3 separate regions of the Homo sapiens genome follow, and all the other regions are linked to region 1. A link is a contact called in ENCODE Hi-C or POLR2A ChIA-PET data. All regions are on one chromosome and are shown on one strand. The core of a region is the stretch at or near the end of the contact, and the rest is flanking DNA. Distances in the headings are between cores, read along the strand shown. Region 1 overlaps GSTCD (glutathione S-transferase C-terminal domain containing). Region 2 overlaps GSTCD (glutathione S-transferase C-terminal domain containing). Region 3 holds the start of NPNT (nephronectin).

Region 1 (2,923 bases), core at 188-2,687:
GTTATGGAATACACTGCCTGTATTGAAATTCTCCCAATTGTTCAATAGCGCTCTCACTCTCTTTGAATATGCAATAACCAATCAAAGATAGGCATTGTTTTTAGTTGTCATATATCTTAAGTATCCTTTAATATAGGATCCTGTCCTATAAAATTTGTTTTGTCTTTCTTAACTTTAACATTTTGAAAAAGAATCTATTCTAGGTATTTTACAGAATGTTCTCAATTTGGATTTATCTATTTCCTCTATTAGATGAAAATTAAACTATTGGCAAGACTGCAACAGAATGACTCAAATATTTTGGCCAGCATACTATAGAGCTAATGGTGTATGCCTTGAGTATACCACAGCAGGGAGCACATGGTATCAGTTTGACACATTGTTTGTGATATTAGGTTTGATCACTTGGTTGATATGGTGTCTGTCAGATTTCTTCATTGTAAGAATACCGGTTTCCCTTTGTAATAATAGTCTCTGAGGAGCTACTTTGAAACCATCGTGTTCTCCAGTAAGTTTTCCTCAATGGTTTTAGCATCCGTTGATGATTTCTATGCAAATCAGTTATTACAACGGTCATTATTAAATGGTGATTTTTGTATTTCTATTATGCCTTGTACATGTATCAGTTTTCCTTCTTCTCTCTTGATCCTATGATAATCAGACCTCTGTCCCATCATTCTAACAAAACTGCTGTTGTCAAGGTTACTAATGACTTCTGTTTACTAAATATAATAGACTAGTCTCAGTCCTTATCTTATTTGGTGTATCAGCTGCATTTGACAAAGTTGATCATTTTTCTCTTGAAATACCCCTTGGTTTGCTTCTGAGAAACCAGTAGAATAACCCCTTATCAGTCTCCTTATCAGCTTCCAAATCTCTAAACATTGAAAAACTCAGGGCTTAGTCCTTATACCTCCACTGCAAAACAATATATGGCAGTTTGATTCTTTCTAATTGCTCAGGCTCAGAACTCTAGAGTTATCCCTGTCTCTTTATTTTACTCTCTACATCAGTCCATCAGCAAATTCTGTCAGCTCTGTTTTTAAAATATGTTTCAAGTCAAATCACTTCTCACTACCTCCACTGCTGTATCTTAATCTAAGCAACTATCATGTCTAGCCTTGACTATTTCAGTAGTGACCTAGTTAGACTTCCTATTTAAGTCAAATAATGTCCCCAAATCCATCTAATTCAAAATAAAATCCAAAGTTTCCACATAGATTAAAAAGCTTTGCATACTGTAGCCCCTGGCTACTTCTTTGATCTTCTCTTCTGCGGTCTGGAATTCACTAACTGCAGCAGTCCTCCCTTATTTGCAGTTTCGCTTTCTGTGGTTTAGTTACCCGCAGTCAACTGTGGCCCAAAAATATTAAATGAAAAATTCCAGAAATAAACAATTTATAACTTTTAAATAGCACATCATTCTAAGTAGCATGATGAAATCTGGCACAATCCCACTGCGTTCTGCCTGGGACATGAATCATTCCTTTGCCCAGCAAATCCACACTGTGTACACTACTAGCCTGATGGTCACTTAGTAGCTATCTTGATGATCAGATCGACAGCTGCAATATTGCAGTGCTTGAGTCCAAATTTTACTTAATAATGGCTCCAAAGCACAAAAGTAATGATGCTGACAGTTTGGATATGCCGAAGAGAAGCTATAAAGTGCAAGCATTAAGTGAAAAAGTAAAAGTTATTGACTTAATAAGGACAGAAAAAACTCATATGCTGAGATTGCTAAGATCTGTGGTAAGAACACATCTATCCATGAAATTATGAAGAAGGGAAAAGAATCCATTCTAGGTTTGCTGCCATACCTCAAGCTGCAAAAATTATGGCCATTTCAGTGTCTTTTAAGTGTTTGGTTAAGATGGAAAAGTCCTTAAATTCATGGGTAGAAGACATGAGCAGAAATGTGGTCTGATTGATGGCAGTCGGGTTCAATACTATCTGAGGTTTCAGTCATTCACTGAAGGTCTTAGAATGCATCCCCAAGGATAAGGGGAGACTACTGTATACTTGTTATTCTCTTTGTTTGGAAAACTCTTCCCCTAGATAATCCATACACCTTACTCTCTCACTTTATTCAGATCTCAATGTCACCTTATTAGAGAGGCCCTTTCAGGTCAGCCTATCTGTAATACGTTTACTCTTCCTTGCTCTTTCTCCCCTTTCTAATTTTTCTTTTTAACCCCTAATATAGTATATTTATTTGTTTTGTGTGTATCACCTATCTACCCCCACTGGAATGTGTACTCCATGGCAGCAAGGACTGCAATATACCCAACCCTTAAAACAGTGCCTAGCACATCTTAAGCACCTAATAAATATTTGTTAAATTAACTGTTGAAATTCTTAGTATTCTATTAATGACGACAAGTAAAGACAGGTTGGTTTTTTTTTTTCCACTTTCAATGTAAGTCTTAATTTTATACCTGGTCTTTTTTCCTCCTAAGACATTGTTTACATTGTCTCAAAGTATACTGCAGTGAGAAATTGTGTTTTTCTAGGTTGTATAAATTAATGGGTTATTTATAGTGTTGCTGCTGCTACTACTAATCCCAGTATGTTTTTCTCAGTATTTGGATATGATTCCTTAAAAGGTAACAAATTTCTTAGATGCTAACCTAGTTTTTTTTATTATAAATAATAGCACAAAGTCTTTTATTAAATCATTCATTTATGAATTTTAAAGGCCATCAATACAAAGTATTTATTTTACTGCCCTACATAATTCTCTAGGAAGTCTACCTGTCTTATATTGGCTAATGAAGGGAGAAAGTTCTAACTTCTCTGTATTGAATTAAAAGTAAAACTAGCCACATGTTTATAAGATTAAACTAATGCAAAATTTTAACTCACCAACATCGCCCTGGTATTTTTTTTCTTCTATTTATTTGGTTTCTCTGTGTATCATATA
Region 2 (2,923 bases), core at 241-2,740, 94 kb before region 1:
TAGAATATAGTAGTCTGGAGTTAGAGGAGAAGATACGGCTGGGATATACATGTAAGAGTCAGATCATATTTAAAGCTATGGCACTGGAGATCACCCAGAACAGTGCTGTCATATTGTGAGTTGTGCCCCATTAATGAGTCAGGAAATCAATGTAATGAGTAACAACCAGCATTTAAAAAAACAAGCACAGAGTAAAAAATATCAGATTTATCCCATATTGTAGGATAAGTATTGCTTCATGACATTTTTGTTTCTATTTTATTCAGTGTATTGTGTGTTACATTATAAAATATATACCTAATTGTGTGGCATGCTCAAAAGTTTGAAAGCCAGTATTCGAAGGATGGAGTGTGGATTGAGCAGAGAGCAAAACACTGAGCTGTGGGTCACTGAGACATCTGCAGAGTAGCCAATGAAAGGAATCAGGAAAGAATTGCCAAAGAATTTAATCCAGTGCAGAAACTTGTCAAATAACCCAGCCTTTGGAATGGAAGTTTATATCAAGGATTACTGAAACCAGCATACTTGCTTAGAATAACATAATATCTGACAATTTTCACTTTGGTAAAATTGCTTCAATTTATGAAATTTTATTTATAAATAGTACTGTTATATTAGAACAATACCTATTCTTAAATGTCTCTAAATAAGATCTTTTATGAATTTAATTAATACTTTTGGACTGATGTACAATTCTCATCTCTATAATGGAAATAAAATACTTTTAAGGATTGTGAGCATTAGAAGTAATGCACATGTTCTGTGTGCTTAGCACATAGTAGGTGGACAATAAAATGTATGTAATATTTAAAACTTTATTTACCTAACATTTGTTGAGCTCCTATCAAATTGTAGTCACAAAGATAACTTATTTGAAAAAACAAAAAACAAAACACAGGTTAATCATTTGCAGCAGTTATGCACTTTTTGGTCTTCATTATATAATATATAATTTATCTAATATATAATGTTATGTATACATAATGCCATAGATCTTGACTTGAATTTTGATCACAAAATTTTCAAGCTTTATTTTTTCTGGACTGTGGAGAAGTATGCTTGTTTTTAATATGTTTACTGTTTATCTCTCATTCTCTGTGTTTTATCAAGGCTAAGATATATTCATTAGAATGAAAGTGAAAAAAAAAAACCAGATCTGAATGCCTAAATATTAAACCTATGACTAATTCCACCATTTAAAAATATATTAGAACATTCCTGAGTAATGAAATCAAAGACATAATCTTTTCTTTTTACCCATTTATTCATTCGGCAAGATTCCCAAGCAAATTGGCACGTCCAGGAAAGAGATGCACACTCTATTTAATATCCTGAAGTTTGTGGTTTTGTCTGCTACTTTCTCACTCCCTCTCTGCAGAGTGGCACCTGTCAAAGCTGAGAAAGAGTAAATTACTCTATTTCTGTGCTTGGCAGGAATGTAATATGGAGTAACAAGAGCTGTGCCGCAGAAGCCCTGGAGACAGAAGTTGATTCTATAGTACCTACCTTCTTAAAGCTCGTGACAGAAAATTAGCGAACTAAGGCATTCTGAAGCTAGAAAAGAAAAAAGAGGAAGGATTTTTTTTTTTTTGCCTGTGATATTTGCATACTTGGAGCAAATACTGGTTCTACTCTCTAAAAAGGCACAGTGCAAGCCAAAAACATCACATTTGTACAGGTTTACAAATATTTAATATTTATTTTAAAAATTATATTAGTACATAATAGGGAGACATTATTCAAGGAGAGTAATTTTTTTTTTTATTCTAAGATCATTAAGTAACATTTTTAATCTCCCAGGGGGAAAACCAACATCTATATTAAAAAAAATACGTTAAGAATCAACAGTACTTTGTTGCATTTTCTCTCAGGCATCTCATTAATTTTTAGATATCACCATGGGCAGGTTATTGCTATTCTGTTTTGCTGACATTTAGCATTTTATTAAGTGCTAACAGTGAGAAGAGTTTATAGAATATGTCTAAAATCCTATTTTCATATTCTTATGTGCCTTACAACGTGGCAAATATAGGCATACTTTTTAAAAGAATATTTCTACATATCTTAAAAGCTATTAAATAGCATGGCTTTGTTTCCAGTTTTTTAAAAAGTGTTAGGATGAGCCTCGTAATTACTATTTTTTAGACTGTTGGGCAAATGATGAAATCAGTCATGTTTTCTTTCAAAACTGCTTTCTTGAAACACTTAGGGGTGAGTCTTCTTTTTACTCTCCTACTGTCAGGAGAGTGAGTCCAGAGCAAACTCCTCAAAAAGACTGTTAATTCCTGGAAAGTGTGGTTGGTCCTTTTTGCCCTAGTGTTGTTACAGATCTCACTTTGTTTGACTGTTTTTAAGGACTTATAGCATAAAGGTGTTATATTAATAATGAAAATATTTCCAGAGCTCTATTCAGCTTTATAAAAAAACTCTTTGAACTTTGATCTTTAATAAATACCTTTTTGTTTTAAAATTATCTCTCAGTGACAAAAATTTTTAAAAAATAAGCTCAGGGAGAAAATGGCATCTGTAAGTTAAAAAGTTGTTGCTTTTACAGTATATAAAATAATTTTCCCCCAGATAATCTTTTAAGAAGTAACAAATCATGGTATATATCTGTTATATTTTAATAGAAGAAATATAAAATAAAGCAGTAGTGATTATTTGTATTATTAAGAAACTTAGATAATACTTTACTGACTATATTTATTTTTTATAATGGATTACAAGTTCCTTAGTTTTAAAAAATGAAGAACTAAGAAGCTTAAAGTGTTTAGGTCTTGTTTCAGATTTTTTTAAAAAAGGGATTTAAAATATTAAAGAAAATTTAGTATGATGAAGGTTTTCTAAAATTAAGTGTACACTAACATTTTGAATACACTTAAAAGACAAGAGGTGCATGTGTACTTTTTAACAGCTTTTAAAG
Region 3 (2,923 bases), core at 109-2,608, 87 kb after region 1:
ATGCAAGTTATATAGTAATATAAAAGATGAGTGGTATGGAGAAAAGACAAAGTAGGACAGGCCAAGGATCATCAGAAGGAGGGCAAGTTAGAGGTTTAAATAGGATGGTCATGACTGGCCTCTTCAAAGAGGTGTGACATTTGAGCAAAGACTGAAGGAAGTGAGGGCGTGTGCCATGTAGATATTTGCAGAGGGCAAGTTGCAGTTTTAAATAGGATGATCATGATTGGCCTCCTGGAAGAGGTGACATTTGAGCAAAGACTGAAGGAAGTGAGGGTGTGAGCCATGTAGATATTTGGGTCCAGATAGAGAAAACAGCCAGTTACTGGCCCCAAGGCAGGGGCATGCCTGGAACATGCAAGAAAGGCAAGGAGGCCATGGACTGGAGGAAGAGAAATGAGGACATTGAGAGGTACGGGAGATGACAGATGATCACTGCACAAGGCTGTCATTCGAGGTAAGGTTGGGAAGAGGGGTGACTTGATTGGGCTCATGTACATCTTAGGATAATCATGTTTTCATTTGAACACAGTCATTTAGTACAATACTTTTTACTCTGCAACAACTGAACAATGATTACTTAAAATGGTTTCTAAGTGATCCCCTCAAGATCAGGCACCACAACACTACTAGGCAGTAGCAGCCCTTCCTCTCTGGCAGGCACTCATCCCTAGAGGGGCAGTCCTGTCCTAATGTGCTCGGGAGTTGAGCTGATAGAGACAGAAACAGTCTGCTCATTTCTTCTTCAAAACCCGACTGGAGAGCCAAATATTTCTTTTGGTTAGTTACAAAATAAAAAATATGCCTTTGCCAACTCTGCGGGAAAAGCAAACTCCCAGAGTTTGCCTTCGCTAATTTGTCCAAGTCGTGCTGTGGTTTTAGTAAATGCAGACACTGCTCAGCTCCAGCCCCATAAACCTCTCTGCTCTAGGGCTTCTCCGCCCTCCGGTGAAAGCTACTGCTCGCCCCTGCAGTCACCACCTGTTCGGGCGGAACCTGCGGAGCGTGCACCTACGCCTCGGGCTCCTTTCCTCCTCCACTCCCCTTTCCTGCTGGGCACCCTGCTTTCCCTCTCCCAGAGAGGGTTTGCAACTTTTCTCCCAGGCTGGGGCTCGCCCTGCTTGGCTAACCCCCAAGAGCCACTGCCGTCCCGCAGCGCCCCTGCCCCCGAGTTGCCTGCCCCGCTGGGCCCCCGGGAGGAGCGGAGCGCGCTCACCCTTCGCCCGGGGCTGGGAGGGCGGCGAGTCGGGCGCACGCGCACCCCCTGCCCGCCCCTGGCGCCCCTCCCCGCGGGCGGTGCAGCTACCCCTGCAGCGCCTCCCCTAGCTAGAAGGGAGCGGGAGGGGGCTCCGGGCGCCGCGCAGCAGACCTGCTCCGGCCGCGCGCCTCGCCGCTGTCCTCCGGGAGCGGCAGCAGTAGCCCGGGCGGCGAGGGCTGGGGGTTCCTCGAGACTCTCAGAGGGGCGCCTCCCATCGGCGCCCACCACCCCAACCTGTTCCTCGCGCGCCACTGCGCTGCGCCCCAGGACCCGCTGCCCAACATGGATTTTCTCCTGGCGCTGGTGCTGGTATCCTCGCTCTACCTGCAGGCGGCCGCCGAGTTCGACGGGAGGTGAGCTGGGCCCCGGGGCGCCCTCTCCTCCTTCCCGCGCTAATTTCACACTCACTGTCTTGGGTCACTTTTCCCCGCGGGGTTTCGTGGTCAGAGAGGCGTCTCCTCCATCCAGAAGTTGGGCCACCGCACAGCGTGGCGCGAGGAGAGCGGTCCAGCGGCTCCGAGTGCCCGCCCGAGGCGGAGAGGGCGCGCCCTTGCGAGTCTGGGACCCCATCCGCGGCCCCCCGAGGGCGACTCGCCCCGGCTCGGGAATTAGGACTGAGGGAGAGGAGCCGCTGGAGCCTGGGATCTCGGCTCTGAGGGCGCGGTTTAGCCACCTACGCCGAGGTGACGCGCGAAACATCCCTTACCCGGGAAACTCCCGCGCCTGAACTAGACGGCTCTTCACTGGGGAAGCTTCCAGGCCCCCGGGGGGAGGCCCGGGCTCTGCTCAGGGCTCTCGGGGCCGCTCACACAGAGAGTGGGTGCGAGTCAGCGACTGGGCTACGGGGGAGATTTGTGGGCCTCTCCATTTGGTTTTCTTGAGGGAAGGAGACTCAAAATGAGGACCGGAGGGTGGGCGCTCCGTGAATGTGAGCATGAGTGTGTGGATGTGTGTGTGAGAGCGCACACACTGCGCCGCTCCTCAGACTCGGGCGAGCCTGACGGCGGCGTGCTGTGACAGGTTCCAACAACCTCGGGCCGCGTCTCCGCTGTCACTCAGCCGGTCCTCCCGCGCTCCGGGGCCGCTCCGGTGTGTGAGAGACACTGGGTCTGTCGGGAGGGTGTGCTCGGTCCCCCTCACCTCTGTGCAATTACAGACTAGGCTCGTCCCGGGTGCAGATGGCTGCTGCGAAAAGAGGTTTTACTCTGGCGCACACCGTCGCCCGGTCGCCTTCCTTCAGCGACCTCTGCCCCCACCCCTCCGTGTAGGTCCCTGCCTAGTCCTAAAGAAAGATGCCGCACCTGTTTTACCTTTAATCTTGGAACGAATCAATTCCACAATTGATTCGCTTTCTTGTACCCGGAGGCGAACGGAGGGGAACCAGTGGAGCGCCAAGAAAAAGCACAGCTGCTTGTTCACTACCTGGTCGGAGGAAATAGAAAGTTCGGGGTTATTTTGTACTTTGGGCCTGGGGGTAGAAAGGCAGGTAAAAGAAAAGGGGAATTGAAAAAGATAAGGAGACTTTAAGAAAACGTGATAGCAGCCAGAGTGTAGACCTTTTTATTTTATTTTTAAAAGCAATTCTGTGCTCACATTTGGGTATGTTATGCATTTCTTGCACACATATTTGCAACAAGAAACCCATCACAAGATATGCATATGATG

The links. A loop is a pair of places that touch in the nucleus more often than their neighbours do. ChIA-PET counts read pairs that join two places held with the same protein, here RNA polymerase II (POLR2A). Pooled maps may share reads with other maps.
Region 2: a loop to region 1 is called in a map of MCF 10A, with 11 times the contacts of the local background. The contact joins two enhancer-like sites. A Hi-C loop is called at or near these places in 2 of 168 maps with a recorded cell type or tissue (MCF 10A and ascending aorta). POLR2A ChIA-PET finds 5 or more read pairs at or near these places in 4 of 52 experiments (GM10248, GM12878, MCF 10A and 1 more).
Region 3: a map of ascending aorta shows a loop between it and region 1 (2.3-fold over the local background). The contact joins the promoter of NPNT here to the enhancer-like site in region 1. A Hi-C loop is called at or near these places in 4 of 168 maps with a recorded cell type or tissue (aorta, ascending aorta and prostate gland) and 3 of 50 pooled maps.

The regions. Positions count from the first base shown.
Region 1 is chr4:105,807,359-105,810,281 of GRCh38, forward strand. All of the region lies in intron 5 of GSTCD (glutathione S-transferase C-terminal domain containing), which reads left to right. Among named protein-coding and RNA genes, the nearest start is that of GSTCD-AS1, 18 kb to the right of the region's middle. Within about 2 kb of position 1,438, at least 3 of the 41 ENCODE cell types and tissues checked have a DNase peak (open chromatin) inside an H3K27ac peak, as active enhancers do; they include ascending aorta, where a contact is called at or near this core.
Region 2 is chr4:105,712,886-105,715,808 of GRCh38, forward strand. All of the region lies in intron 1 of GSTCD (glutathione S-transferase C-terminal domain containing), which reads left to right. Among named protein-coding and RNA genes, the nearest start is that of GSTCD, 5.6 kb to the left of the region's middle. Within about 2 kb of position 1,491, at least 3 of the 41 ENCODE cell types and tissues checked have a DNase peak (open chromatin) inside an H3K27ac peak, as active enhancers do.
Region 3 is chr4:105,894,113-105,897,035 of GRCh38, forward strand. It overlaps NPNT (nephronectin), which reads left to right and starts at 1,359. Exons shown (of 12, transcript NM_001033047.3): 1 at 1,359-1,611. The coding sequence starts at 1,541. RefSeq lists silencers at 68-117, 1,042-1,611, 1,772-1,981, 2,220-2,514.